3 separate regions of the Homo sapiens genome follow, and regions 1 and 3 are each linked to region 2. Evidence: chromatin loops called from intact Hi-C (ENCODE). Cell type or tissue: PC-9. All regions are shown on one strand. Links, peaks and the distances in the headings refer to the core of each region. The heading gives the core; the rest is flanking DNA.

Region 1 (10,396 bases), core at 3,037-8,036, 160 kb before region 2:
CTCACAAGACACCACGATTACAGACACCACAGAAATCATTTGGGCTGAACCGTGTGAGATCCAGATGGTCCAGATCCAAACCCACCATGCCCTGGCCATGACCTTGGAGATGGTACTGAGCAGTTGAAGATATCAGTGGCTGTACTCACCTTACAGATCATTCTGACGGCTAAGTACTGATAAAGACCTCTGCCTGGGAGAATACACGCATGACCTCCACCTTGTCAAGGTGAGAATCAATACTTTACAGATGATGAAGCTGGGGGCGGGGCACTGATTCACCCAAAGGAACACTGAGGGTGGCAGCACCAGGATTTCCACGCCAGGTTGGAGGCCAAGCCCAGCTGCTTCTCGCAAAGGAGACAGTGACAAGTGCTCACAGGTATCACCGTGGCCGACCACAGACACAGCCCTGATGCAGCCTCACCACAAAACCTAGTTCTCACCATACCCAAGACCCCCAGTTAGCCCAAAACCAGGCGAGCAATTCAACATACTCATTGTTACAGGCTCCAAAAACGCAGAGCCAAAAGAAATGACAAAGGACTATTCACTCAACACCTCAAACTCAAACTAGGAAATATCTTTCCAAGCATGAAAAAAATTGTTCCAGGACCAAGACAAGGAAAATGCACTTTCATAGGTATCCATGAGCCCATACTGATATAAATGAGTGAGTGAATGAATAAATAAATAAACGAGGGAGATGGGACAAAATGTCCTGATAGAAGAACTCCAAATAGTGTATTTGGACACTTCCCCCTCCAGGAAATTGAGCTTATGTCCCCTCCTATTGATATAAAGGGGCTGGACTTGGTGACTCTCTTCTAATGAAGGGTACAGAAAGGGAAAAACAGCAAATGCACAGTGAAGAAAACTGGCGGACACCACCTTAGACCAGTGATCAAGGTCAAGATCACCAGTGATGAACGCTGTTGACGTCACGTACCCACTGATTTGATGCAATGAGAACACTTCACTGCTGTATTCTCCCTGAAACCCCAGTTTATTATGAGAAAACGTCAGACAAAACCAAATGGAAGAACATCCTTCAAAATACATGACTAGCATTCTCTAAAATTGTCAACGTCACTAAAAACAAGAAAAGACTGAGGGAAACATCACAGAGCAGAAAAGACTAAATACAATGTGGAATCCAGACTGGATCCTTGAACAGGAAAAGGATATTAGTGGAAAAACTAATCAACAGAGACCAACTCTATGGTTAATAGCATGCTTCCAATGTTAATTTCTTAGCATTGATAAACGCACTATGATGATGTTGACATGCTTGTTGTATGCATATAACATAGTATGAAGATGTTAATACCAAGAGAAACTGGGTGAGAGATATATCAGAACTCCTATTATTATTATTATTATTTTGAGACGGAGTCTTGCTCTGTCGCCCAGGCTGGAGTGCAGTGGCACGATCTCGGCTCACTGCAACCTCTGCCTCCCGGGTTCAAGCAATTCTCTGCCTCAGCCTCCTGAGTAGCCGGGATTACAGGCATCCACCACCACGCCCAGCTAATTTTTGTATTTTTAGTAGAGACAGGGGTTTCACCATGTTGGCCAGGCTGGTCTCGAACTCCTGACCTCGTGATCCACCCACCTCGGCCTCCCAAAGTGCTGGGATTACAGGCGTGAGCCACCGCGCCCAGCCCAGGAACTCATTTTCTGTAAATGTATTTTCTGTAAACTTTTCCGTAAATCCAAAAGTATTCCAGAAAGTGGATAATGTGTGGAAATCTTCAATAACGCAACCTGTGTCATACAATGGGATGATGTCACAAAGCTGTATACAGTTTACGGGCGATAGGCAGCTGCGTCCTGCCCCTAATTTTTAGAATTAGAGCAGCTACCCGGTGCCAGGTGCTTTACTGTCGCTAATTCACAAAACGCCATGAACAGGAGCCTCCCCGTGAATGGAAAACCAGCAATGAGAGCGCTTCAGTCGCTTGACAGTCACATTCATGTGTGCACCTGATCCGGCGCTGGCTCCAAAGCCCATGTTCTTTCCCACACGCCCCACTGTGCCCCTCCGAGACTGGAACCGTAGAGAGCGACCACCTCTTTCTATCAGGCCCCAGTGCCCTGCAAGACACAAGACCCTCCGGGAGGGGTCTCTGTCCATGGGTCCATGGTCCCAGATGCTGGAGTGAGAGCTTCATTTGAAAGCCGATACACGGAATAACCACGAGGTGGCGACAGACCCCAGCAATATCCAGGAGAGATGCCCGCGGGCCCAGAGGAGCTGCCTGAGCTCAGGTGCTGCTCTTCGCCTGACTTCCCTGCTGGGCACAGCTGGTTATAAGGAGTTAATGCCTTTGCCCTGGCCACGATTTTTGTGAGGACAGAAGCGAGCCACTTCCCTCAAGCACCGTTATAACTCTGGAGGTCTATCTGTTAGGAACAATGCAGATTGTGCCTTCGCCGGCCTTTGGCAGAAACCGGCAGAGCTCTTTACATAGGACCACACCCCCAGGCACGCACACAACACACACACACTCACACACCCACTCACACACACACCCACACATACCACACACACCCAGACACACACACACCACACACATTCTCACACACACACACCCCTCCCCAGAGACACACAACACACACTCAGACACACGCCCAAACACGCACACAACACAGACACACATAACGCAGACACACACAACATATACACACTCATACACCCAGACACACAGAGACGCACAAGACTCAGACGCGCACACACACACTCATACACACACAGGCAGAAACCCAGATATACACAATCATACACACACCCACACACTTATGCACACTCACACTCATATACACACCCAGGCACACACACTCATACACCAAGATACACACCCACACACTCATACACAGACATACAGACACACACACACCAGATATGCACACTCACACATACACTCAGACACACTCACATACACTCTCTCACACACATACTCCTGGGAGGGATCCTGACATTCACCTAGGGGAGTCAGGGGCTACAGGCCTTGACAAGCATGCTAACAATTTCCAGTGTGGGTAACAGACCTGGGTCCTGGTCTCCCACCTTTTAAACCTCAGATGCTCCAGCCTGTAATCCCTACTACCTGGGTTTGAATCCCAGCTCTGTTACTTACCATTTATGTGACCTTGGGCAGGTGGCTTAGCTGTGGTCCTCACTTTCCCCACCTAGGGCCTAGAGACAGGAGCAGGGCTAAGCCCACTGGATTTTTAAATGTATAGCTGAAAGTCACTTGAATCAGAGCCTCATCAATGTCTGGCACTTTTTGCTGTTGTTTCTACCCCTTGAGGGAGTGTATTTACCCTGCCCCCAGTCCTCTGTATTCAACAGAATACAATTCTTGTATATGAAGACAACACGGGCTTACCATGACAAGCCTAGAAGAGGTCCTAATGAACAGGTGCCCTGCTATCTACTCAGGCTACGAAAGAAAAGACTAGAGATTCCTCCAAACTACAGACTCGATTCATGGGAGATGCTCTCCACCTCTAACTGGTTTCCAAGAATCCACCATAGTGGGCCATCTTGTTACCTAGGGAGGACTTGAGGGCACCCAGACCTCAAAGGATCCGCTAGGAAAGTCATGTGGGCAAAGCTGCAATGTTTTCTCTCTCCGTTCCTGAGAGTTTGGTTTTTCCAATGGTCAAAGTGAATGTTCAGGATCTACTGCCTTAAAAACCTTCTCTAGGCTAAAATGTGACAGCCCTATAATGACAGAGGACTTGCACACTCCAGCAGAGCATGCTATTCCTGTAGGCCCTCAAGTGTTTATATGAGACAGACTCAAGTGTTTTCTGGAAACAGTCATGTTGTAGCATAGGAGGGTGATGGAGCCTCCCAGGAAAGGGTGGCACCCATGAGTCCCCGGATTTTCCCTAGAAGGTGCCAGCCTTTACGACCTGTACAGAAGAGCTGCCTTCCAGGGGGCTGGCAGAGCAGAACTCCCCACATTGTGCCAGCTCATCGTCACCAAAAGCTCCACTGCCAACACGCACTTCATGGAGGGAGAGAGAAAAACCAGGGTTCAATCCGTTCTTTCTAGACCAGGGCTCCAGAAAGCAGGGGTCCTAGAGCAGGAGTCCCAGGAGTCTAGAGCAAGGGTCCCCTGACCAGCAGCATCTGCATCAACAGGGAGCTTACAAGAAATGCAGGTTCTCAGGCCCTGCACCAGAGCAACTGAATCAGGAACATTGCGGGTGGGACCAGCCATCTGTGTCCTAAACAGCCCCCCACAGGGGCTCAGATGAGCTCCAGCTGAAAAACCACGGGCCTAGATGCTCTGAGGAGTACGGTTCATCAAACCCAGCAGCCACTGCACTGTTCTGGCCTTCCTCAGAGTGACCTTTACAGACCTGCTGTTTTTCGTTTTTTGTTTTTCTGAGACAGAGTTTCACTCTCGTTGCCCAGGCTGGAGTGCAATGACATGATCTCTCGGCTCACTGCAACCTCCACCTCCCGGGTCCAAGGGATTCTCCTCCCTCAGCCTCCCGAGTAGCTGGGATTACAGAGCCTGTCGCCACGCCCAGCTAATTTTTTGTATTTTTAGTAGAGACAGGGTTTCACCATGTTGGCCAGGCTGGTCTCGAACTCCTGACCTCAGGTGATCCTCCCACCTCAGCCTCCCAAAGTGCTGGGATTACAGGCGTGAGCCAGCGCACCCAGCCCAGACCTGCACTTTTGTATTTATGTCACAGGCCTCCTTAGTAGAAAGTGGCGGGGAAAGAACCTAGAAGATCCTTGAAGCTCAGAATTTCCTGTGGGAAGAGGATGCGTCCACCACAGAGCATTCCTGGGGAGCCCACGCATCTCTCTGCACAGTGGCAGCCCGTGGATAACTTCACCTAATAAGAATTGATAGAGCTGACCCAGAAAGTACTAGCCTACACCGGACCATAGCCCTGCCACCCCTAGCAATTATATAGGGATTAGAGCAGAATATTTTATCCCAGCTTTCCCCGTGGCTTTTATCTTATTTTTCCTTCCTTTATTTATTTTTATTTTTTTAGATACAGGGTCTTGTTCTGTCACCCAGGCCGGAGTGCAGTGGCGTGATCGCAGCTCACTGTAGCTTCAAACTCCCAGCTCAGTCTCTGAAGTAGCCGGGACCATCAAGCCGGCTAATTTGTTTTTTGAAAAGATAGGGCCTCACTATGCTGCCCAGGCTGGTCTCAAACTTGTGGGCTCAGGGGATCCTCCTACCTGGGCCTCCCAACGTGTTGGAATTACAGCCATGAGCCACCGCGCCCAGCCTTTATTTCCTTTACTTATGAAAATAACATTTTAAATTAAATGCCTTAAGTCCTTTTGGCGATAGACCAGGTATGTTCAATAGTCTGCCAAAGACATGTGAGTTTTCTAAAGCTATTTCCATCCATGTCGGATTGGGGTGAGAGAAGGGAGACCCAGTTAGGCTGCTGGTAAATGTGTACATGGCCTGCACCTGCAATAATATAACCTGAACACTAGAGGGCACCAGAGCCCAAGAGTCAGGCAGCCCCAGACTTGGCCCTGAGCAGGAAGCACCAGGCGCAATAAAAGCCCCCTCCAGACCCCATAACTATCCAGGCTGCAAGAGCTGCAAGATCCAGACCCTCCTCAGCCTCACACCTCCAAACACCCACCTGCCCGTGTTCACCTGTGGGGTGGTCAGTAAGCAAGTGCCCAGGGACACACGGAGCAGGGCTGCAACCCCAGGCCATCAGTCGGCCTGTGCTCTGAGCCCCCACTGCGTGCCAAGTGCTGCAGGGAGGGAACCATGATGGTGCCGTGCACGTGTGCAGAGCCTATCACTTACCAAACATGTTCGCCCACACACAGACACACAGACATGCACACGCCACCTCTTTATATCATCCCCAGCACCCAGTAAGGCCAGCTCCATCACCCCATCCTGCTGATGAGAAAAATGAGTCCCAAGAGTGCACGGTGACTTCTCAGGGTCAGACATCCTGGCTGGTTAACAGCCGCCCAGCTGGGGAGGTCCCACTCGGCCCAGGGTGGTTTTCCACTTTAGCGCAGCACCTCCCAAAAAGCAAACATGAACCTGTTCTCGGGAGTCCTGCCTGCGATAACCTGGAGCTGGGCTAAACCTGGAGTGAATGCTGTTAACCAAGCTCAGGGCGGGTTTCCAGGAGGCTGAGCTCGCACAGCCACAATGGCAAAGCCACCACTCAGAGAGCTGGAGCCCTTTAGTTTCCCGGCGCCTCCTGCCGGTTCTTCCCGTAAACGTCTGTGGCTCATGCTGCACAGTATTCGGTTGCATCTGCTGCTTCATGGCTCTGTAAAAGGCAAGGTGGGGGGCTGTGTATATGTACGCATGAGTATGCATGCACGTGTGTATGTGCACATATATATGCATTTATGCACCCCCTAGAGGCACTATGGGCCATGAGGGACCTGCCTGTCCCTCCCTGCACCTCATTCTGGCCACAGTGGCCAGTCCTCTACCCCTGTCCCCAGCCGTGTCCTGCCCCAGACCCACCGGGAAAATGCAAGGGAGAGACAAGGCACCCTGCACAAATCCACAGACGCTTACAGGGTGACACCAGAAAGGAAACCTCCAGGCAACCTACCTGTCCCGGAGCTCACAGGGAGTGTGGCCCTCCCAGACACCCAGCCTGACTCCCCAGACACAGCCATCATCCAAAAATGGCACCACAGAGGCAGCCATCAATTATTTTGTTTCTAGTCTTGCTCAAGTTTTTTGCACTTATTCCCTTTTTGTCCTAATAAATAATTTCCATCAAAAGGAATCCCGCGAACATGGCTATTTGGCAGAGAACAATCATATGTCAAACTTTCCTACATCTACAAGAAGAATGGATCTGTTGAAACCCATTTAAGTCTCAAATGATGTATACAGAATATAGAGAATATTCTTTGCCACAGATGAGAATATCCCTCTCGTTCTGAAAATCTGGCTGAGCAGGGCCGGTGCTGGAGCAAGGTCCGTGCTGGAGCAAGGTATGGGGGAGTCCTCTTTCCCATGACCACTTGCATGGGTGTCTTCATGAGACCCACTGGGCATGGTGGTGGGGAGAGGGCTCATGGGGCTGAGCTCCTGGGGGTGAGCTGTAACCCTTCTTTGGGGACTTTTTATCTCAGACTGAAGGGCTCAGTCTCGGTGACCAGGGCAGATTCTGCCACCCTGCAGCTGTTTTGGAGGAAGGTCAGGGAGGCCCATGAATATGGAACCAACCAGGAGGAGGTTCTTGGGACACACAGATCCAGGACAACACAGCCCCAGGCTGACGTCCCCATCAGACCATCCATGAGGCACAAACCAGCGCCCGCCATACTCTGAAGGGCCCATGAAAATGTTTTAACTTCTTTTAAAATCAGGGGAAAAAAAAATAGAACACATGCTTTTAGGTAAAAAAAATGTTTTAATATATCATAATATTTGACATTTTTAATATATTTTTTAAGTAGGAAGGGATCCAAGAGGGCAAAGTTGCCCAGAACCTGCAAAAGTCAGAATGGCTAGAGTGGCCCGGGAAGTTTCCAGAACTCCTGAGCTGGGACAGCCGAGGTACACTGACAACCGCACCATAGACAGCCCCCCAAAGCCAGATGCCCCTTCTCGTGGGCCCTGAGAGGGGAGTTACTGCACCTGCCAGAGCACAGCTACATGGCCCAAGGTGCTTCCAGCTGCAATGAGACCCTAAGAACTCTGTCCACTTAGGAAAGGTTCTTATCCAACCCCGGGGCCAGGCAGGAATGGGCGTGGAGAGCTGGGTAACAGCAGAAAACCAGGAAGATGCAACTCTCCCCGTTCTCCTGAGACAAACCCTAGTGCAAGACTCCACTGCATTTCCTTCCATTTCTATTGACTATGGTAATATGCACATACCACGCAACTCGGCATTTTAACCTGTTTCAAGTGTACGATGACAGCACATTCACAGTGTCGTGCAAGCATCACCACCATCTAGGTCCAGAGCACTATCAGCCCCTCTGAAAGGAAACTCCACCCCATTCATCAGCCACTGTCCACTCCCTGACCCCAGCCCAGCCCCTGCCAGCCACTAAGCTCCTTCCTGTCTCTGTGGGTTTGCCTATCCTGGACATTTCATAGCAATGGGATGTGCAACAGGGGGCCTTTTGTGTCTGGCTCCTCTCAGCCTCAGGTTTTCAAGGTACCTCCATGTTGGTAGCACATGTCCATGCTTTGGTCCTTTCTATGGCTGAATAATGCCCCCCACACACACACTGCCTGCTACCTTCCATTGGTTTTTCTCCCCTTAGGGGCATGAAAGTGCTAATAAAGGAAAGCTGAAACCTCTATGACTTATGTTAACAAACCTCAGCTCCAAGCACTCACCTAGGTAAGAGATGTGGGTGCTGAGAACTGAAAATGAGCAGGCACACGCTTTTTTATTATTTATTTTTGTTTTGTTTTTTTTTTGAGACGGAGTCTCGCTCTGTCACCAGGCTGGAGTGCAGTTGGCGCCATCTCGGTTCACTGCAACCTCTGCCTCCTGGGTTCAAGCGATTCTTCTGCCTCAACCTCCTGAGTAGCTGGGATTACAGACGCTCACCACCATGTCCGGGTGATTTTTGTATTTTTAGTAGAGACGAGGGTTTCATCATATTGGGCCAGGCTGGTCTCGAACTCCTGACCTCGTGATCCACCCGCCTTGGCCTCCCAAAGTGCTGGGATTACAGGTGTGAGCCACCACGCCCCACCTATTAATTTATTTATTTTGAGACAGAGTCTCACTCCATCACCCGGGCTGGAGCGCAATAGTGTGATCTCGACTTATTGCAACCTCTGCCTCCCGGGTTCAAGTGATTCTCCTGCCTCAGCCTCCCAAGTAGCTGGGATTATAGGCAAGCGTTCATAAATGTTCCCATACACGTCTGTGGCTCATGCTACATGGTATTCGGTTGAATCTGCTGCCTCATGGCTCTATAAAAGGCAAGGTGGGGGGTGTGCATATGTGTGCACATGAGCATGCATGCACGTCTGGCTATTTTTTCATATTTTCAGTAGAGACGGGGTTTCACCATGTTGGCCAGGCTGGTCTCGAACTCCTGACCTCAAGTGATCCTCCCACCTTGGCCTCCCAAAGTGCTGGGATTACAGAAGGCAAGCACATTTTTAAACCACAAAACACAAAAAGTCAGATCCACCTGCGAGCGTGCATTCTGTCTGGCGTCAGCCCTAATAGTCTCCCTCTCTTCCATCATTCAGGGCCCCAGGGAGTCGAGTGCTTACTCAGCACTTAGACCAGGGGATTCAGGGATTTCTGCCTGGAAAGCCCCGTCTCTCCTGTCTTGGTGGTAACCTGGTCCCTTTTACCTGCAGCTCTGGCAAACGCCAGCTGCTGGGTGCTTCCTCCTCCTTCATGAGAAAAGATGAGAAACTGGGGTAAACAACCCACCAAGGGCAGGTATGGAGAGAAGAAGGAAAGGCTAAGACACAGATGGGAGAAGACAGACAGGGAGAAGGTAGGGAGAAGATGACCCATTTGGACCTGCTCCTCAATGCCCAAGAAGCAGAGAGTTTTTCAAGGACAGCTTTAATAATAAGAGCTCTTCTTCGAAGCTCAGGGGGATGGATGGAGGAAGAGTGTGAGACCCACAGCAAGAGCAGCAAGCTGACACCTCCCTCGCCACAGCTGGAAGCCGCTGCCCACTGACCAATCCCATAGACGCCCTTCACTCCCCAGCCTCCACACCCCTGGCTAAGAGGACCCAGAATGGATAGCACAGTTGTTTTTTTTCCCCCTCTCCCAACCTCCCTGGGGCTCAAGGAACGGGATAAGGGTTATGACTGCCAGATCAGAGACTCAAGTCACTTCAGATGTTCCTTTTTTTTAAAAAAAAAAAAAAAAAAAAAAAAAAAAGGCCGGACGCGGTGGCTCATGCCTGTAATCCCAGCACTTTGGGAGGCCGAGGTGGGCGGATCACGAGGTCAGGAGATCGAGACCATCTTGACTAACACGGTGAAACCCCATCTCTACTAAAAATACAAAAAAAGAAAAAAATTAGCCGGGTGTGATGGCGGGCACCTGTAGTCCCAGCTACTCGGGAGGCTGAGGCAGGAGAATGGCGTGAACCCGGGAGGTGGAGCTTGCAGTGAGCCGAGATAGTGCCACTGCACTCCAGCCTGGGCGAAAGAGTGAGACTCCATCTCAAAAAAAAAAAAAAAACAAAAACAAAAAAAAAAAGCAAGGCACAAAAGTGCAATCTGTGGTGAAAAACTGGAACTCAAAGGCCAAGAGTTAAGGACTGGTTAAGGAAACAATGGCCCACTGACTCACTGGCCCTCAAGCACCATTGAAGATAATTATCAATGTAGGCTGCAACATAGAAAATTGGTCTTATTATAAAGTGAAAGAAGGAAGATACGTAGAATATCCATGG
Region 2 (10,396 bases), core at 1,955-6,954:
AGTGACATCTCCCCTGGCTGCCCCTTGATGGTCATAGCTCTGGGGGGAATTTTTCTGTAGGAAAAATTCAGAAGTGTGGCATGTGCTCACTTTTAGAAAATTCTAACGAAAGACATGAACAGCCAGAAATGGAAAGGAACAGACTTGTGCAAGAAAAGAACCTTTCTCTGTCTCCTGCTTTCTAGATTGATGGAAAGGCCCTTAATTTGAGAAAATGCTTCTGTACCTTGAACAGAAGCAGTTAAAATGAAGGCTGCAAAGCACAGGGCTTAGTGAGGGATTAGACTGATGCCTTGTCCTACAAGGTCTGCTGGCAGAGGTGGGACAAAGACTGTTGCCTCCCCATGCAAGCACATTTGTTTCAGAAGACTCAAAGTTGTTGTCATTAAGCTGAGAGGGAGCAGATGGGCTGAGCCAGAGACCTATAGAGAAAGGACTGGGTCTTCAAGAAGGAAGACAGACAGGGGACAGGCTCCAAAGACATGTGACATATGTGGACTTCTTCTCCCTGTTTTCATCTGCCTGTGGCAGGGCCTGCCTGCCTATTTGAGCTAGCCTGCCGGGGGATAACACAGTCAACCTTGCTGGGCAGCGTAAGGTATTTACCAAACACTAGAGGCCAGTTCTCACTCCATCTTGAAAGACCAAAGAAAAATAACAACAAAGGTCAACCCTCCCTTTATTTTTTTTGAAAGCTTCTACTGAGTTTCAGTTAATAGAGTTTTTGTTTTTTAATAGAAGGTGATCTGAAAGGCAATATGGAGAGAACACTTGCAGGATGTCTTGGATCCACCTAAAATTTTGGATGGCCTTACCAGAAAGCAGTGTTTGTGAGTTTTGATGTTAGAATTTTCAGTGTGCTTTGAAAGGTGTCCAGTGCTTTGCCAGGCGACATGAGGAACTTTCCACGAAGCTTGAAGGTAACCCTCCCCTAGAAAGCTGCGGTGCTTCCTTGTTTCCTCACCCACAAAGACCCTTAGTCAAAGGATACACATTCATGTATTTTACTAGACAACAGAGTGAAACATTTTTTAAAAAAATTTTTACCTTGAAAATCTATATTGTGGGTCAGAGTGGAGATATGATCAGCAGCAGGCCAAGGGACAGGCCAAGGAATCCCGGATCCACAATAGGAACAGATAAGACATGACATGAGGGCATGGGGAGAGGTGAAGTCAGTCGGTGTCAGGAAGGCAGGTTAAGTCCAGGGCAGGAAACCAAGTTCAAGACCCTGCAGATGAGGGGGCAATGGAAAAGTCAGTGCCAATAAGGAAGGATGGATTAGCAGCTCAAGATTCAAGCAGACAAGACAGTCCTAAGAGTCCAGGTACAGGGGAAGGTAAACAGGAAGAAGCAGGTTCGAGCAGGCAAGACATGGCATTGAAGCCCGGGGTGATAAGACTTAGCCCGTGGAGTTCGTGGTGGAGACTTCTGGATCCACAGACCAGGTTTGTAACAGGGTAAGAATCTCGGCTGAAAGATTAGGAGCCACAGTCCTAAAGCCTGGGTCAGAAACTGGGTAACGAGGTGGGAGCCAAGCACAGGTGAGCAGCAGCATCTCCCTGTTTCTCCATCCACAAAGGCCCTTGGTCACCTTGATAGTGGGCCCGCATCTTACAAAGCAGGAGCTCCTCCTGCACTCCCAGCCAGGGTGTAGATGGGAGAGTTTCCAGGGGGAGGCAGCAGCCCCACACCACTGTCCTAGACAAACCACATTACCCTTAATACAGATTAGTGACTGCCAGGTCAACAGAGTGAAACCCGAAGGGTTCTCATACATTGCCCTTAACTCAGTCATCAAACTCTTCTTCTTCCTCCTCCTCCTCTGGATCCCAATCTCTCCGAAAGGTATTAATAGCCAACTAGCTGTACACATAAAAAAAACTGGGAGGGGTTTCTAGCCATTCTCAACCCCTATATCTAATTGGACCCCAAGTCTAGCTGATTTTATTATACTTACAAAATGGTAAAACCAAATCCTTCCCCTGCAATGTTCTTCCATCACCTCCCTGCCATCCCTCATCTGAGGGTGATAATAACAGCTATAACTTCTCTCATTCCAGGGCTGTGCTAGATGCTTTTCAAGTGCACTCTCGCTGAATCCCCCAACACTTTGACCCTGGAGCCATTCATAGGCCCATTATACAGATTTTAAAAAAGCAAACTGAGGCCCAGAGAAGTGAAATGACATTTCAAAGCTCACCCAGCTGGTAAATAATAACGTCAGGGACCTCAAATTTAGATCTACAGTCCACCACAAAGGCCGTGCATAGATATTAGGTTTGCCGCAAAATTGTGGGTTTTGGCTGGGTGCAGTGGCTCAGGCCGGGCGCGGTGGCTAAAGCCTGTAATCCCAGCACTTTGGGAGGCCGAGGCGGGTGGATGACCTGAAGTCAGGAGTTCGAGACCAGCCTGGCCAACATGGTGAAACCTCGTCTCTACTAAAAATACAAAACTTAGCTGGGTGTAGTGGTGCGCACCTGTACTCCCAGCTACTTGGGAGGCTGAGGCGGGAGGATCGCTTGAACCTGGGAGGCGGAGGTTGCAGTGAGCTGAGATCACGCCACTGCACTCCAGCCTGGGTAACAGAGTAAGGCTCTTTCTCTCTCTCTCAAAAAAAAAATTAATAAAAATAATAATAATTGCGGTTTTTGCCAATGAAATGGCAAAAACTGCAATTACTTTTGCACCAGGCTAATACTGTTCAATAATGGGTCGCCAAAAAAGGAAGGAAGCAGGTAAGAAGCGCAGCAGCCAAGTTCATAACCCTGCTGCTGACAGTGTCAACATCCACCTCCTGCTGAGTGCCTGCTACGCAACCAGTACCACCCAAGGGCTTTCCTTCCACTTTCATTTACCCCTTCAGGAAATCCCATTTACAGATGAGGAACCTGATCCTTAACAAGGAGAAAGAGCTTGAGTTTGCACACCGTGTCTGTGTTGAGCCTCCTTGGTAAAGACCAGAGAACACCACCTTTTTGTGATTATGGGGCTGTCCCCAAACCTGTCAGGAAGGCGGATGACATGGTCTGCAGCTGTTCACCTCCTGTGGACTGCCCTGTTTCAGATCTGGGTTCATGGAGTGTTTCACCTGCCTGGCTGAAGAAGGAACGTGGCCGTACTTGTGAAGCTAATAGTGAGAGGTTCATTTGTTTAAACAGCAGTTGGTGGAAAAGCATGGAATCAAGGATCTTTACACGTACATATTCAAAACCACTTCACCTCGCATCTTGCATCCATGTAGCCCCTTCACGCTCACAATTTTTCCTCTCGTGATGTCTATTCTCACTCAGGGCCAACTCCACGGGTGTGCGACCAGTGCAGCATCCCAGGGTCTGCACTCAGGAGGAGGTAAGGGTTGGCTGCATACATCTCATGCACCCAGCCACGAAAGGGGCCCCGGGAGCCCGCGAGAGGCTCTCTCCTCCAGGAAGTACCCCTCTGCCCAAGGGCACGATGTTACAAGGCAGATAAGATGCACCATGACTAAGTTCTTCAAAAAATTAAAAATCAAATTACCGAATGATTTAGCAATGCCTCTTCTGGCCATATACCCCAAAGAACCTCAAGTGGGGTCTTGAAGAGATATTCTTACATTCATGTTCACAAGCAGCACTATTCACAAGAGCTAAATGGTGAAACAGCCCAAGTGTTCATGGACAGACGAATGAACAAACAAAATGATGCATCCGTGCAACCTAATATTGTTCAGCCTTCAAAGGAAGAAAATTATGACACGTTACAACATGATGACCCCTGAGGACATTATGCTAAGTGAAATAGGACGGACACAAAGGGACAAATACTGTGTGATGCCACTTCTATGAGGTCCCTAGAGGAGTCACATTCATAGAGACAGAAAGAAAATGGCAGTTGCCAGGGGCTGGGGGGAGATAAGGAATGGGGAGTTAGTGCCTAATGATTAATGTATACATAACATACCATGTACCATCTTTTTTTATTTTTGATTTTTGGTGGAGTCTCGCTCTGTCACCCAGGCTGGAGTACAGTGCTGTGATCTTGGCTCCCTGCAGCCTCCGCCACCCGGGTTCAAGCGATTCTCGTGCCTCAGCCTCCTGAGTAGCTGGGATTACAGGCATGTGCCACCTGTAATTTTTGTATTTTGAGTAGAGACGTGGTTTCACCATGTTGGCCAGGCTGGACTCGAACTCTTGACTTCAAGTGATCCGCCCGCTTCAGCCTCCCAAAGTGTTGGGATTACAGACGTGAGCCACCGTGCCCGGCCAAAATGTACCATCTTGATCAATTTTTAAGTGCACAGACAGGTCATGGTAAGTGTGAAAAAATACCTAACTCCCGCCCTCGTTCTCCTCGCACCCTCCCTGACCCACCCCAAAAAGGCCCAAGGGAGCCCCCCTGCATTCCCAACCTGCAGGCATGAGGTCATACAAGCGGGGTGTTGGGCAGAGGCCCCTGGCAGATGGCAGGGTAGGGCCCCCAGCACTCCATTCTGGACAGAATGAAAACCTGACGACCTATCTGATGGAATTACACGGAAGAAAGGAAATTCGTCTTTTAAGAACAAGCGGGAGGCGGATGACTGAAGTCCCAAAGAATGCTGTGGTTGAACCTTTTTTTTTTTGTTGTTTGTTTTCTGGCACAGTCTGTCTCTATGACTGAGCTGAGTAACGTGTTTCCCGTGACAAAGGCCCCTTTCTTACGACAGTTTAATAGCTCCAATACGGGGGACAGCCCTGACTCTCCCATGGGCCAGCGTCTGAAGGCGGCCACAGAAAAAGGGAGGGAAAGCCGCCGCTCTTCTCCAAGTTGGTCCAGACTGAACTGAGAGAGTATAAGGAAAAAAAAAATCGGAAACTTTAACCCACTCCTGAAATAAAAAATAGAAGTTACCAAAGGGATGGGGAACACACATGCAGAGGCACAGAGAAGAATATGGATGAAAAAGTGGCCTCAGAGCCCGGTGTGGTGGCTCACGCCTGTAATCCCAGTACTTTGGGAAATCGAGGTGGGCGGATCACTTGAGGACAGGAGTTTGAGACCAACCTGGCCAACATGGTAAAACCCCATCTCTACAAAAAATACAAAAATTAGCTGGGCGTGGTGGCAGGTGCCTGTAATCCCAGCTACTCAGGAGGCTGAGGCATGAGAATTGCTTGAACTCAGGGGGTGGAGGTTACAGTGAGCCAAGACGATGCCACTGCACTCCACCCTGGGAAACAGAGGGAGACCCTGTCTCAAAAAAAAAAAAATATATATATATACACACACACACACACACACACACACACACACATATACACATATAAAATATATATACACATATATACATATATACACATATAAGTATATGTATATATGTATATACTTATATGTGTATGTATATATGTATATATGTATATACTTATATGTGTATATATATGTATATACATATATATAAAAATAAAAATTTTAAAAAATTTAAAAAGAGGAAAAAAAAGTGGCCTTGGGGCTTTGCGTCCAACTGTGAGAGGAAGTGGAGAAAGCTAAGAGAGGACCTCAGGGACAGAGAAGACGCCGATGGAGGTAGGGAGACCCGATGCCCTGGTTTCTTAACAGCTGCTGTGATGAAGTACCACAGGGATTTGTTCTCACAGCCCTGGAGGCCAGAAGTCCAAGATCAAGTTGTCCGCAGGGCTATGCTCCCCCTGAAGGCTCTAGGGGAGGATCCTCCCTCGGCTCTTCCAGCTTCTGGTGGCCCTGGCACTTGGTGGCATTCCCCAGCTTCTAGACACATGACTCTAGTCTCTGCCTCCACTACCACAAGGCCGTCTTCCCTCCACGTGTCCCTGTGTGGCCACGGGGCACTGTCCTCTCCGCATGTGTCATCCCTCCTTGTTTTATAAGGGTACCCAGTCATGTTGGACTTAGGCCCACCCTAATCCAGTACGAGCTGATCTTAACTAATTACATCTGCAAAGATCCTACCGCCAAATAAGGTTACAGTCACAGGTCCTGGGGATTAAGACTTCCATACCTTTCTGGGGTGCATGACTTCAGCATCGCTCCTTATTCTGGAACTTACAGGACAGGTCACTCTTGCTCTGTAGCTCTCCCTCGGAGTGACCCTGCACATCGGCTGTCTAGGAGGTGAGGCTGGAGAAGTGAGTCATGACCGCAAGGCCACCAGATCACCTCAGTACCACCTGTCTGGAGTTTTCCCTTCTTTCCCCCTTCCTGCCCCCGGTATCTCACTGCTGGGCGGCACTGGCAAGGGTTATGGTTCTTACCAAAGTAACACTCATCTGGAGCAACACTCAAAACCATCTTTAACAGAAATATTTGCTTCCAGTTAACACCGAATACAAAATCTCTATCTGTCCCTCACTGTGGATTTTTTACCTAGGCTTGCATTTCGTAATGAGCCAAATGAGGTTTGATTTTAAAGAAGCATCTGGGCTGAGGGCAGCAGCTCATGCCTGTAATCTCAGCATTTGGGGAGGCTGAGGCGGACGGATCTTTTGAGGTCAGGAGTTTGAGACCTGGTGAAACCCCGCCTCTACTAAAAAGAGAAAAAAAAATTACCTGGGCATAGTGGCAGGCGCCTGTAATCCCAGCTACTCGTGAGGCTGAGGCAGGAGAATCGCTTGAACCTGGGAGGTGGAGGTTGCAGTGAGCTGAGATCAGGCCACTGCACCCCAGCCTGGGCAACAGAGCAAGACTCCATCTCAGGGGAAAAAAAGTGTCTGACAAATTGGAATTACTATAGTCAATGTTCAAAGGATTCATAATGGGAGATTAGACATTTTCACAACTGAGTTGACCCCATTTCCCACACGACTTTGGGGGAGAGTTTTGAAGACCTTGGGGTCACAGCCAGGCACGTCACTTAACAGCAGAGTGATAATTAAGAGCACAGGCTCTGGAGCTGGTCACCTGGGTTCAAATCCTAGAGGAGTCAAATTCATAGGGACAGAAAGTACAATGGCAGCTGCCCCTCACTTGCTGTGTGCTCTTGGACACAGCCTGCTTCTGTAAAATGGGAATGATAATTTCCAGCTTTCTTGATTGTTCCATGATTGCTAGAGGCTGGCAGAGGAAGTTTATTCGTGGGCTTCTGAATCAGATGGAAGTAAGTCTTGAACTCCTGGCCTCAAGTGATCCTCCTGCCTCAGCCTCCCAAGTAGCTGAGATTACAGGCATGAGCCACCATGCCTGGCTAGACAGAAGTAAGTCAAATCCTGAATCTACCAGGTTCAGTGGCTCACGCCTGCAATCCTAGCACTTTGGGAGGCTGAGGCAGGCAGATCACCTGAGCTTAAGAGTTGAAGACCAGCCTTGGCAACATGGCAAAACCCCGAATCTACTAAAAATACAAAAAAAAAAAAATTAGCCAGGTGTGATGGCACATGCCTGTAGTCCCAGCTATTTGGGAGGCCGAGGCATGAGAATCACTTGAACCTGGGAGGTGGAGGTTGCAGTGGGCCAAGATCATGCCACTGCACTCCAGCCTGGACAACAAAGACTCTATCTCAAAAAAAGCAATCCTGAATCTGCCTCTTACCAGAAGAATGACCTCTGAGCATTTCCCCTGCCTCCCGAGGCCCCGTGGCCACATGTCCATACTGGGATGGCAGCGAGGACTGAGCAATGCATGTAAGCAGCACCAAGTGCCACATGTCCCCACGAGTGCGACACAAGCACCAGTGCTCCTGAGCTGCCTTTCTTGGCGTACCAAGCAGAATGTTTTAAAATGAAGACCCTGCCCCCCAGAACTAAACCGCACCCACAGCTCCCTCTGTAGTGGCCTGACCTTCCTCAGCAGGCTGCCCTGGAAGACAGAATTGCTTTCTTCCCCAAGTCGCTTGTAACAAGCTGTTGGGGAGGACGGACAGGGCAGCAGTGGGAACGGAGAAGAGAAAAGAAGTGTGCGTCATCTCCAGTGCCCGGGAAAGCCGCAAGGAAACCACACTGCCATTTTCAGAGAGCTTGACGGGGCCCTCCCTCCCCCAAGGTCTGCTCCAGGCTAACAGAGTATACGTTGTGCAGAGATAGCTTCCTGTGCCAAGATGTCCAATCCCTGTCGCCAGGGACTTGGGTGGGGGTGGCTGGGGGCAGTGGCAGAGGAGGAAAGGGCCGCAGCATAAAAGCCCCTTGTGCTGCTCATGGAGGAGACGCTGCTGCCCGGCGGATGGGGGAGGGGCAGCACTGTCATCTTCCTTTTTGCTCTGAGAAGGTGACTTGTGTGGTTAGATGGAAGGGGCCCCCAAATGAGTCCAGGAAACTGGGGCGCAAAAGGGAAGCAGCTCGTGTGCTTGTGTGGTCTGGAGGGGCCGACCCTTGCCGTCGACACCCCTAGCACAGAGCTGACCACGCATTGCCTGGTTCTGGGTCCCGTGCAGAGCATAAAAGAGGTGACCCAGGCTCTGCTCCCAGGGAGGACACAGGAGAGAGAAAAACACCACACAACGAAGGCTGGGGACAAGGGCTGGGCAGTACCAGGGCCAGGGCTCATGAGCATGCACAGTCCATGCTGTGATAAGATGACGAAGTCAGCCTGGGAGGGCCTCGGGGGAAAGAGGGCAAAGGATGTGAAGGCCCCTTATAAAGCACGGAGCTCTAGAAACAGGAGTAGAAGCAGTGGGAGGGCAGAGCAGCCAGGCACACTCACAGACCCTGCTCCTGGACCTGGGCTCCGAGTAGCCAGGCACACTCAGAGACCCTGCTCCTGGACCTGGGCCCCGAGGCTTGGATGTCAATTCCCTGCAGACAGTGGAAGCTACTTCTGAGACAGTTCTTCTCCTGGGGAGGCAGGGAGTGGGGAGTGCTTGTCCTGGACCTGAGTGGAAATAGAAATGGGCTGGCCATCTAGCTGTAGGATGTGTCATGGGTGTGCCAGGAAGCAAGAGCAGTAGCTTCACCATGGACAGTGCTACCTACCATCCACCAGGCTCCACTCAGGGAGCTTTTCCTAGAGAAATTCAGTTCATTGGTCAGAACAATCCACTGAGGTAGATACTATTATTCTCATCTTGCAGATTAGGAAACAGAGGCACATAAGAAAAGCAACGCATCAAGGTCATAGACCCAGTTGATGAAAGAGCCAGGATTTGAACCCAGGGAGTCAAGCCCCAGAATCCATGGTCTTATATAGCATCAATAGTGCCTATTCATCCCCCGAACACATACAATGAGGTATGAGGGGGTCTGCAGTAAGTTAAACTTGATAGGAAACAAGACCCACCCACTCCCCCAGGCTCTCCCACTTAGCTTCTCCTCCTGCCTGGCCAGGTCGCCTCATAGCCTAGAACACCCCAAAAGAGGTAGGTTCTGGGGCCAGAGACTAGACTAGGCACAGACTTGACTGCTGTCCCTCGCCTTTTTTTTTTTTTTTTTTTTAAGTTTTGAGACAAGGTCTTGCTCTGTTGCCCAGGCTGAAGCGCAGCAGCGCGATCTCGGCTCACTGCAACCTCTGCCTGCTGGGTTCAAGCGATTCTCCCGCCTCAGCCTCCTGAGTAGGTGGGATTACAGATGCATGCCACCATGTCCGGCTAATTTTTGTATTTTTACTAGAGACGGGGTTTCACCATGTTGGCCAGTCTGGTCTCGATCTCCTGACCTCAGGTGATCTGCCCACCTCACCCTCCCAAAGTGTTGGGATTACAGGCAAGAACCACCATGTCCGGTCTTGACTGCTGCCCTTACTAGCTACGGGGCTGTGGACGAGAGGCATCTCAGTGCCTCAATTTTCTACATCTGTAAAACAGGGCTCATCTTGGGTCCATGTGTGATGATTCAAGAGAATGAAGGTAAAAGACAGCACAGGACTGGGCACACAACAAGCACTCAGCAGAGCTCCCCTACATAACACTCATCATTACTGTGGTCCATGGACCAAGATGCAGGATGTGGCCCTGAGAAAGGCCCTTGTCATGATGATGCTCTGTGTTTGAGAAACAGAACTTTAAAAGTTAAAATTGGCTGGGGGTGGTAGCTCATGCCTGTAATCGCAGCACTTTGGGAGGACGAGGCAGGCAGATCACTTGAGTTCAGGAGTTTGAGAGCAGCCTGGCTAACATGGCAAAACCCCATCTCTACTAAAAATACAAAAATTAGCTGGATGTGGTGGTGCATGCCCATAATCCCAGCTACTCAGGAGGCTGAGGGAGGAGAATCGCTTGAACCTGGGAGGCAGAGGCTGCAGTGAGCAGAGATGGCGCCACTACATTCCAGCCTGGGCAACAGGCAAGCCTCCATCTCAAAAAAAAAAAAAAAAAAGTATACCCTGTAACTCAGCTGTGAATTAAAAAATTATTTTTCTCTCGGATATTATTCTGTCCCAGGGCCCCCATTTCCATGAAGTAGCCAAAGAAAAAAAAAAGGTCAATCCAAAGGAATTCAGTATCTTCCAGTATCAATTTCTTTTCCATGCTAATGA
Region 3 (10,396 bases), core at 3,225-8,224, 75 kb before region 2:
CACCTCTTCTACCCCAACCCTGAGCCTCAGAAGGAGGCCGAACCATCTGCCCGTTTTCATTCTTGTCTTTTGCAGTTGGGAAATGAATCTTCAGTGACAGAGCCCACAGAGGAAAACACCCAAACCTGACCCTCCCTTTAACCTTGCGAGCGCTATCACTCAGCCAGATACCACCACTGTTTCCCGAGGACTAAGAGAGATGGCTCTTTGCCTGGTGGAGCTGTGAGGAAGATGATGGGAAACGGGCATGCTGGCATCGGAGTTTTTCTGGATTGGAAAAAGAGGATTTTACTTTTCAGCACCTGCCAGCATGATAGGTTTGCCAAGAATTCTACACTAAACAAACACACACGCCTACATCACCCCTCCTCCCAAGCAGGCATAACCCACTGGGGAAGGAAACAGCTCAGGAAGGCGGATGGCAGGGGTTCGTGAACCTTGCTAGTTTCCAGGGCACGATCCATTTTAATCTCCGCCAGAGGACTTAAAAATCTATTCTGTCAATATCTCCCTTATTAGTAAAGTTTGGGTCCCAAAGCAAGAAAACTAAGGCTTAATTTTGACTTAGAAGATTGTTGTTGTTGTTTTATTATAAGTTTTGATTATGTAGTATGTGTGTGTATATATGTTATTCACTACATACATATTTATGTATTTTTAATATATTTTATATTTTAATATAACATATAATACATATTATATATTATATAATATGTAATTATATATTAAAATATATAATTATACATATATTTTAATACATAAAGTATATTTTAATGTATATATAAATTATACACATGTATATTCAAATGTGTATATCAATATTTATGTATATATTTAGATTTGAAAGCCTTGGGGGACATGTAGGTCCATATCCTCTTGTAGATATCGTAGTGGGATCCTGGCTTTTGGTTATCGTCTCCCCCAAGTCTCCTATTCCCTTTCCGTCCCATTTTTTTCTTGCAAAGAACAAGCAATGACTGAGGCTTTCATAGCCATTGTCACAGAATAGGTCCTGTGGGGAGTTGATTTGTAAAAAGTTCCTGGACCAAAATAAAGGTGGTGACCAAAATGAAGTCATCTCTGCCACCTCCCAGTGGGTATCGATGTGGAAACGGTAACTTGAATCTGAAGCTTCTTTGTGCCCAGCCCCACTGTGCTGATGAGAGCAGACAGGGTGGGAGAGAAAGGGGCACACAGAGTGGACATGTGGATGCCGTTCCTCAAGCCCTTGAAGAAACCAAGAGTTGGCCGCAGCCCTGACCCAGAGTTCTGGGAGATGGGTCCGTGGTAACCCCGCAAGGGAGAAGAGGGCAAGAAGGCCAGGATTCCCAGGGCTCATCCAGAACAGCCCATCCGTCCAGATGGGTATCCTTGATTCCAGTACCTTCCCTGCTCACACATCTCTTTCATCCATTCATTGTACCACTCTGAAGTGTAGAATATGCAAAAGAGAGAATAAAATCATATCATCGCCACATGTAGTTTGCTGTGTCATGCTTATCCTGGTGGATGAAAAAGAGGCCCACGAACCTATGGAAGCCATTCTTGCCACCTGGGTTTATGAGCCAATAGACCATGGCAGAGGTGATGGGATGTCATGGCCATGCTTATGCTATATTACATAAGACCCTCACTTACTAGCTGACTCAGTCGAGGGGCTCTCCTTGCTGGTTTGATCAGTAAGCAGCCATGCTGGGAAAAACCCATGTCCCTAGGAGCTGAAGGAAGCCTCTAGCTCACAGCCAGCAAGAAGCAGGGTCCCTAAACCCATACCTGCCAGAACTGAATACTGCCAGCAATGGGAGTGAGTTTGGGAGCAGATTCCTCCCCACTTGAGCCCCTGGAGGAGACTATAGTTAGGCCAACCCCTTGATTGCAGCTTGTGAGACCCTGAACAGACGCCCAGTTAAAACTGTGTCCAGATTTCTAACCGAGAGAAACTGAAATAATCACGTGTTGTTTTAATCTGCTAGATTCGTGGTAGTTTGTCACACACAAATAGAAAATGAATACAACGACCGTCTCCCACCAACTTACCAAATATGATAAATGTTCACATGGAAGAAATGTACAGACTCATACATCATCTATTCAAGTGCAGTCCTTTGTTTTTTAACCGTGTTACAGGCTTGTTAGGAACTGAAAAAAATTACATTTTTTTTTTTTGAGACAGTCTCACTGTGTTGCCCAGGCTGGGGTACTCTGGTGTAATCTTGGCTCACTGCAACCTCTGCCTCCCAGGTTCAAGTGATTCTCCTGCCTCTCACTCTAGCCTCCCAAGTAGCTGGGACTACAGGTGCGCAACACCACACCCGGCTGATTTTTTGTGTTTTTAGTAGAGATGGGGTTTCACCATGTTGGCCAGGCTGATCAGGAGCTTCTGACCTCATGAGATCCACCCACCTTGGCCTTCCAAAGTGCTGTGATTATAGGCGTGAGCCACCACTCCTGGCCAAAAATTTACATTTCTATACTTTCACATAATAAGTTCAGTAAGCATTTTCATTGAAACAGCAGAAAGGGAGCTGGTTCTAATTGAAGACAAACTTTGAAAAGATTTAAATTTTACTAATCTTAAATCAGTTCATTGTTGTTTTCCATGGGACACACTCCAGGGCATGGTGGTGACCAATGCAGTCTGCAAACCCAAGTGCACATTGAACCCGACCCTAAAAGGCAAAGGTCAGAGAAAGGGTACACCTCTGACCTCCTTCCTGCACAACTACAAAGTGGAACCCAAGCTTTGGCTAAGGGCCTCCCCTCTTTGCGTGCTCCCCAGGCTTGCCCCACGTTTCCACTTTTCCCTGATGCATCCTGGGCTTCTTGGAGGTCATGGTGAGAGACAGGACTAGCTGGACTTCCTAGGCCGACTAAGAATTCCTAAACCTAGCTGGGGAAGGTGACCGCACCCACCTTTAAACATGGGGCTTGTAACTCAGCTCACACCCGACCAATCAGGTAGTAAAGAGGGCTCACTAAAATACAAATTAGGCTAAAAGCAGGAGGTAAAGAAATACTCAAATCATATATTGCCTGAGAGCACCGGGGGAGGGACGATGATAGGGATATAAACCCAGGCATTCGAGCAGGGAGAGGCAACCCCCTTTGGGTCCCCTCCCTTGTATGGGAGCTCTGTTTTCATGCTATTAAATCTTGCAACTGCACACTCTTCTGGTCTGTGTTTGTTACGGCTCGAGTTGAGCTTTCACTCGCCGTCCACCACTGCTGTTTGCCACTGTCGTAGACCCACTGCTGACTTCCACCCCTCCAGATCCAGCAGGGTGTCCGCTGTGCTCCTGATCCAGTGAGGCGCCCATTGCCACTCCCGTTCGGGCTAGAGGCTTACCACTGTTCCTGCGTGGCTAAGTGTCCGGGTTCGTCCTAATCGAGCTGAACACTAGTCACTGGGTTCCATGGTTCTCTTCCATGACCCACGGCTTCTAATAGAGCTATAACACTCACCGCATGGCCCAACGTTCCATTCCTTGGAATCGGTGACGCCAAGAACCTCAGGTCGGAGAACAAAAGGCTTGCCGCCATCTCGGGAGCTGCCTGCCCCATCATGGGAGCGGCTCGCCACCATCTTGGGAGCTTTAAGGACAAAGACTCACCTGTAACAATGGCTCTTGTAATCAGTGAAGGGAGAGGCTAACTTGGCCTTAAACCCCACGGCTGGGTCCTCACCACGTCCAAACAGGCTGGATCTGCTCGCTCCCTGCCAGGAGGAGGGAGGCCAATGAGAAATGTATCATTGTGGCTCATAGTGCACCAGAGAATGGAGACTATATCAGAAAAGACCCCGCATGATTTCCAAGCTGATCTTTTAATCTGGGGGAGGATCACGGGCTGTGGGGATGCTGGGATACAGGTCCATAGGTTCACCCTCTACAAAGAATCACACATCTTTCCTTGGGCCACACAAAGCAGTTGCTCTTCTGTTACAGGAAAAGGGTCCTGATCCAGTCCCCAAGAGAGGGTTCTTGGATCTCCCGCAAGAATTCAAGGTGAGTCCAAAGTGCAAAGTGAAAGCAAGGTTATTAAGAAAGTAAAGGAATAAAAGAATGGCTACTCTGTAGACAGAGCAGCCCCAAGGGCTGCTGGTTGCCTATTTTTATGGTTATTTCTTGAAGATATGCTAAACAAGGGGTGGATTATTCATGCCTCTCCTTTCTAGACCATATAGGGTAACTTCCTGACATTGCAGTGGCATTTGTAAACTGTCATGGTGCTGGTGGGAGTGTAGCAGTGAGGATGACCAGAGGTCACTCTCGTGACCATTTTAGTTTTGGTGGGTTTTGGCCAGCTCCTTTACTGCAACCTGTTTTATCAGCAAGGTCTTTATGACCCATATTTTTGTGCTGACCTCCTATCTCATCCTGTGACTTAGAATGCCTTAACTGCCTGGATAGGCAGTCCAGTAAGTTTCAGCCTCATTTTACCCAGCTCCTATTTAAGATGGAGTTGTTCTGGTTCACATGCCTCTGACACTTCCAGCTCTTCCACCCACACACATCTTCCCTGTCTTGGGGCAGAGGGCAGTAGCCTCGTACCCTGAGGATTCTTGAAGGTCTGGGGTCCGAGCAGCTCCATCAGAAGCCCCATCGGGGACCTCTGAGGGGTCAGTGACAGTCCCTGGGGACAGACGGTGGCTCCCCAGGACGCTTTCCCTATTAAGCCACTGGCAGAGTCCAGACACTTTCACTGGGTTGAGAGCTAGAAGGTCAGAGAGCGGGAGAGAATCCAGAGGTAGGTTCAGGGTTACTGTTTTGCTCAGCCCTGGATGGCCAGGCCCAGCCTCCCGCATTCTACTGGAAGGAGGAGGAAGATGGGTTTAGTTCTTCCCAGGGCAGGAGAGAGAAGCACAATTGTGGGCTGGGTTCCTCCTGCCTCTGAACACAGCGCCATCCCTTCTCCCAGGTGCTGGGCTGGGGTGTGTGGAAGATGAAGGAAAAGTGAATTAACTAAATAGGGTTCCTGCAGTGTCTGGAAAGCCTCTAAACCCCCGAGCACCTCAGGCTTCCCTGCCCTGATTCAGAGGTGAGGTTACCTAAAAGCCAAGGAAGCCTGGGCTTCGGGGACCCTCACTCACAGGCCCCCTTCCAAAAAAGCCCTGCACCTAAGCTTGTACTGGGACTTCTGTATTATTTTTCCCAAAGGGCGCTCCCCACGTTGTATACACTTCCGGCCCCCAAATCTGGATCCACCCTGGGAAGGGACAAACTGGGGGCAGCCTACCCACATTCGGCCAGCGGGGGGTCCGACCGGCCTTGGTATCTCCAAGCGAGGTAACAGTAGTCGCCCCTTGCGTCCCTCCCCCTCCGGGGCGCATCGCCCCTTGCGTGCAAAGCCCCGGCACCGCCACGAGTCTCGCCTCGCCCTGCACAGGTAAACAGCCGCTGGCCGCCGGCCGGCCGCCCTGCAGGGCAGCCCGGGGACCTGCCCCCGGCGCCACGCCCGGCGCCCCGGGGAGGCCCAGCCCGCAGGCCCCGCCGACTGGGCGCCGCGCCCTGGGAACGTGCACCGGGGCAGGCAGCCCGGCCTCACCTGGCCCCAGCGCGGAGCCGGATCACACCTGCCTGCTGGGTGAGCCGAGGGCATTCGCGGAAGGGAAGAGACAAGACCTGGGAAGGGACGCCTGTGGCTTAGAAAGACCCTCAGGCAGGGCCGGGCGTGGGGCGCGCTGATAAAAATTCCTGGAGCTGTATTATTCACATCGCAGATTTGTCCCTTTGCCTCAATCTAAAAGGAATGGGAAAGAACAGCCGCTGGGCTCTCATTTGCTTCCAGCTTACACAGATTCAACTATCAATTATCCCAGAGGAGAGGCGTGCAGTGCAGGGCGTTGGGCCACGAAACTGAAAGCTGCTGGCGAGGCGCGTGGGGGAGGTCGATTTCTGCGTCCTGCTGCCTCCACGCACAGTGAGAACCCACCCCGCCACTGCGTTCCTGTCCTCACAGGTAAAGTCAGGATAATAATATCTACCTCACGGGGGATTCGAGGAAGTGGTGGGAGCGTAAAGCCCCGTCTGGTAGAGTGAATACCTGAGCAATGGCCTTCCGGTCCCGTCTTCAGCACAGCAGGACGAAAATGTCTTCTGTTGGGATCCCAGAGAAGATCCAGACGCTGACACCTGCCCCTACCTCTCTACTTCTCATCATACCGGTCACCTGGAAGAAGGGTCCATTCAAAGCAAAGCCTGTAGCCAATGAGTTGTTTCTGCCATCAAACAGTCAAGCATATGAGGCCCAATAGGCAGTCCTGTTTTTTTTGTGACAGAGTCTCACTCTGTCGCCAGGCTGGAGTACAGTGGCGTGATCTCGGCTCACTGCAACCTCCACCTCCCGGGTTAAAGTGATTCTCCTGCCTCAGCCTCCCGAGTAGCTGGGATTACAGATGCACGCCACCACGCCGGCTAATTTTTGTATTTTTAGTAGAGACGGGGTTTCACCATGTTGGCCAGGATGGTCTCGATCCACTGACATCGTGATCCGCCCGCCTCGGCCTCCCAACGTGCTGGGATTACAGATGCGCCGGCCAGGCAGTCCTGTTAAGCCATGCCACACAGCTTAAAAAAAGACACTGGCAAGCTCAAGTCCCGAAGTTACCAGCTGAAGGAAGAGACTTAAACCAAACCAAGGGCTTCCTATGACAGTTCTGAAATACCCTCTTCCCTCTTGAGTCCATACAACTGAGAAAATAGAACGGCCAGTCACCGTGGCTCGTGCCTGTAATTCTGGCACTTTGGTAGGCAGAGGCAGGCAGATCACCTGAGGTCAGGAGTTTGAGACCAGCCTGGCCAACATGGTGAAAGCCCGTCTCTACAAAAATACAAAAATTAGCCGGGCATGGTGGCGCATGCCTGTAGTCCCAGCTACTCGGGAGGCTGAGGCATGAGAATTGCTTGACCCGGGAGGCGGAGGTTGCAGTGAGCTGAGATCGTGCCACTGCACTCCAGCCTGGGTGACAGAGCGAGCCTCTGTCTCAAAAAGAAAAAACAACAACAAAAAGGGAAAACCAAAGGTAAAATTTGATCCACAGGACTGGCCACATTTCTACACTGGTAAAATCATGGCCTTGCTGAAGCATTGATCAGGAAGGGATAAGACCCAGAGAATCCAAATGGAGACAAATGAGAGGATTTGGAAAACCTGAAGTTCTCTGAATCACCCAGTCCTCAAAGAGCCTCCTTCGTCAGCGGAAACCCTCTTCTCCAGTCTTCTGACACACTTCGTAACGACACTGCCATTTCTTTGCATCCTTTGCAGTCTCACTGCAAGAGCAAGCCAGTTCTCATGCATTACCCTCGACTGTCTCCAGAATGGACAGTTAGATCCCAGCACTTCAGAAAGAAGGACAATGGCAAGCTCAAACCAGCGAGGATCAAGATTAGAAACCAACATGATTTTGGGATTTTCCTAACTAAGGGTGCTTAATAAATGGGTGGAAAGGTATCATTTTACACTGGTCTGATGTTGTTGATATACATTGCAGAGATTCTGGATTGACTGTGCTAGCAGGAGAAGCTGGGAGTGACTTCTGAGCTGGACTGACCACTGGACGCCAAGTGATTATCCCTAATGTATTACATGTCATTTGCAACCCAAGCTGTCCGTCATGTACTGGGCCATCTGACACACTCATAAAATCCCATTACCAACTGGAAATGGTTTATGTGGGACTAGCTCCTAACCAGGTACTGAAGGCACAAGTGCATTATATGCATAGGTAGATCATTCCCTGTGTGCCTACCCCTGACCCTTTCATCAATCTAACACCGGCCTCAAAGGGGTTTCCCAAGAGCTAGTGACTAAGAGAGGAAAAACCACTGATCCTCATTTACAGATAGCTTCACACCATATGCTTGCCTACCTTTTTTTTTTTTTTTTTGAGACGAAGTCTCGTTCTGTCGCCCAGGCTGGAGTTCAGTGGTGCGATCTCAGCTCCCTGCAACCCCTGCCTCCCGGGTTCCAGCAGTTCTCCTGCCTCAGCCTCCCGAGTAGTTGGGAATGCAGGTGGGTGCCACCACGCCCAGCTAATTTTTGGTATTTTTAGTTGAGACGGGGTTTCACTGTGTTAGCCAGGATGGTCTTTATCTTCTGGCCTCATGATCCGCCCACTTCGGCCTCCCTAAGTGCTGGGATCATAGGCGTGAGCCACTGCACCCGGCCCTACCTTCTAAATAGGTGACTGTGATGTTATAGTTCAGTGAGGATAGCAGGTGAGAGGGAGAACCTCCTGGGGAGGAGAATTTGAAGCACATAACTCTGTGTCCACTTTGCTTGGAAGCAAAGAAAATTTGATGCAAGAAGCTACACCAACTTCTGAGCAGTGTAGATGGGGGGTTCTGTTCAACAGGTCACAAACTTGAAAGAAGAATGACTGGAGGTTTAATGACAGAGGAGAGGTGTGGGAAGACATACATGGCTTCACTTCTCAGAATGGGCCAAATTTGAAAATGTTTGTTTCTTGAGTAAAACATCATCCAAAATACCCACTATAGCAAAAGCTAATAATAATTAATTGAACCAGGCCATCTGCTTATGTGTAATGATTTCTTTCTCCAGGCACATCATTGCTTCAACTGATTCATGAGCAGAAGAGTCTTTGCTGGCAACACATGAACTGTGATGGATTCAATCACTTAGGCTTTCCATTATCAATGCAGACCTGGCCCCTGGGTGCACAGGGTTATCAGTGACCACCCCTGAATGCCGCAACTGACCAGACTCCAGGGACACCATGGACTACTTAGTTGCAGACTGATGACTTTGGACCTCTTCCATTATGGAAAGGGCAGTGATTTCTTTTCACTGAAACAGGCTCATGTCTGACTTTGGAACTGACCTCTCTGCCTGTAGATCATCATGGCATGCTCTACAAAATTGCTTCTGACAACGGAATTCACTTTACAGTGAAAGAGGGAAAGCAGTGGGTGATACCCTTGTCAATGGATCCTGTCACCCAGAAGCAGTCATCTGTATTCAGCTGTGACATGATTTATTGAAGATTTCATTTCAGGACTGAGAGACGATCATACCTAAGGAGATTGAAATATCGTCCTTTAAGATGCTTGTTTGTTCTGAACTAGGGAACATCACGTGGTGCCGTTTCTCCCACAGCCAGACTAAACAGGTCTGGAGGAAGGGGAAGTAGGCACGGTGCAACTTCCATCTTACTTAATGACTCTCACTCTCTTCAACTTTTTTTCCACCAATTAGCGATTTTATTCCCAGGAAAGGAAGGTTGCACCATTGAGGCAGCTGACCGTTGGGGTGGCTCCCTTTGGAAAGGGGATATAAAGTGTTTGTATGAGTGATGGTTCCATTAAAGCAGACATTTTTTAAAAAGGTGAAATTTGGGGAATTAGAGTGAATATAGATGTTGAACAGAAAAAGAGTGATATAGCAATAGTCTGGACATGTGGGCTGGCCACCTGGAATTTCACATGCCATTAGGTCAAAAAAGTGGGTTGACAAGGCTGGCTGCAGTGACTAGTCCTGGGAAAATGCTGCTATACCACGGGAGACAGGCCAGGGTGGAGGCTATGAATGAAACTCAAGTGGTTCTCTCAGGAGCCGCCTCCTCCTCCTCCTCCAGCGGTGGGAGTTAAGGGAAGACTGTTACCATCATGCATATGGGCAGGGCCTCCTTGGTCTCTGTGCCCTTAGGAAAGAGGAATAGGGTCACGGCTAGTAGGTCACACCCCAGTCATCTAAGGTACTGGCTGAAGACAGCATGGACTTGGAATGGAAACTGGAAGCGGGAAACCTAAACATCATCCAGGGTCTCTTCTCTAGGGCAGGAAATGGGTGCTGTAGCTTCTACTTGTACTTCCTGTGTTGTGTGTATCCTATTTTAACTCATTGCCTCTCTTTCCTCTCCCGTTATTCGTTTTATTGTATATGGGATGAACGGTTATGGTTAACTTTACACTTCAGCTCAAAGATACAGAATAATGAGATGGGCTTGTTATCCCACGGAGGTGGGGTATCCATTACTCACAGACCTTGAGTACAGGAGTTGAAAGACATTGGGGTAACCCCGTTGGAAAGGGAATGAAAGAAGTTTTGATTGTATGAGGAATAGCTACATATTTTAAGCAAGAGTTTTTTCTTTAAGTAAAACTAGAGGAATTAGAGTATATGTTGATATTGAACAGCAAAAGAGTAAGGCTGTAATGAACTTAATAGACCCTTTTTTTTTTTTCTATTTTGGCTCTGCACCATATGAACTCATTCCCAAATTTGGAAAATCCACTATTTTGCGAGTCTTGGGAAGGGGCAAGATCAGCTAGTTCATGGGCACAGGATCTAAGCTCTGGCAGCTGGATGTTCTGATCTAGAACTTCGAATGTGGAGCCAGGACACAAAGAATCCAGCTCAGTGTAGAGTTTGT

The links. Hi-C counts contacts between places; a loop is a spot of excess contacts. Peaks named below come from ENCODE experiments on the same cell type or tissue, not always from the same donor. Only the 100,000 strongest peaks of a DNase experiment are listed, where the experiment ranks them.
Region 1: it touches region 2 in a loop (7-fold over the local background); 59 of 110 quality-filtered maps call a loop at or near these places.
Region 3: it touches region 2 in a loop (7-fold over the local background); 2 of 110 quality-filtered maps call a loop at or near these places.

Annotation. Positions count from the first base shown.
Region 1 is chr17:72,554,912-72,565,307 of GRCh38, forward strand. The region is part of intron 1 of LINC00673 (long intergenic non-protein coding RNA 673); the gene reads right to left. Among named protein-coding and RNA genes, the nearest start is that of LINC00673, 33 kb to the right of the region's middle. RefSeq lists an enhancer at 1,868-2,368. In PC-9, for the core only: CTCF peaks have their summits at 5,501 (motif pointing right) and 5,701; no DNase peak of the experiment used is centred there.
Region 2 is chr17:72,711,751-72,722,146 of GRCh38, forward strand. All of the region lies in intron 7 of SLC39A11 (solute carrier family 39 member 11), which reads right to left. Among named protein-coding and RNA genes, the nearest start is that of LINC00511, 76 kb to the left of the region's middle. RefSeq lists enhancers at 7,517-8,195, 8,196-8,873 and a silencer at 9,556-9,771. In PC-9, for the core only: no CTCF peak of the experiment used is centred there; DNase peaks (open chromatin) are centred at 4,611 and 6,101; H3K4me3 peaks cover 1,719 bases; H3K27ac peaks cover 3,242 bases.
Region 3 is chr17:72,635,136-72,645,531 of GRCh38, forward strand. LINC00511 (long intergenic non-protein coding RNA 511) reads right to left here and starts at 5,337. Exons shown (of 5, transcript NR_033876.1): 1 at 5,236-5,337; 2 at 3,612-3,715. It overlaps LOC105371887 (a long non-coding RNA gene), which reads left to right and starts at 5,540. Exons shown (of 4, transcript XR_934961.3): 1 at 5,540-5,583; 2 at 5,788-5,958; 3 at 7,493-7,694; 4 at 8,566-9,330. LOC107985005 (a long non-coding RNA gene) reads left to right here. Exons shown (of 3, transcript XR_001752991.2): 3 at 76-545. In PC-9, for the core only: no CTCF peak of the experiment used is centred there; a DNase peak (open chromatin) is centred at 5,586; H3K4me3 peaks cover 1,331 bases; H3K27ac peaks cover 1,257 bases.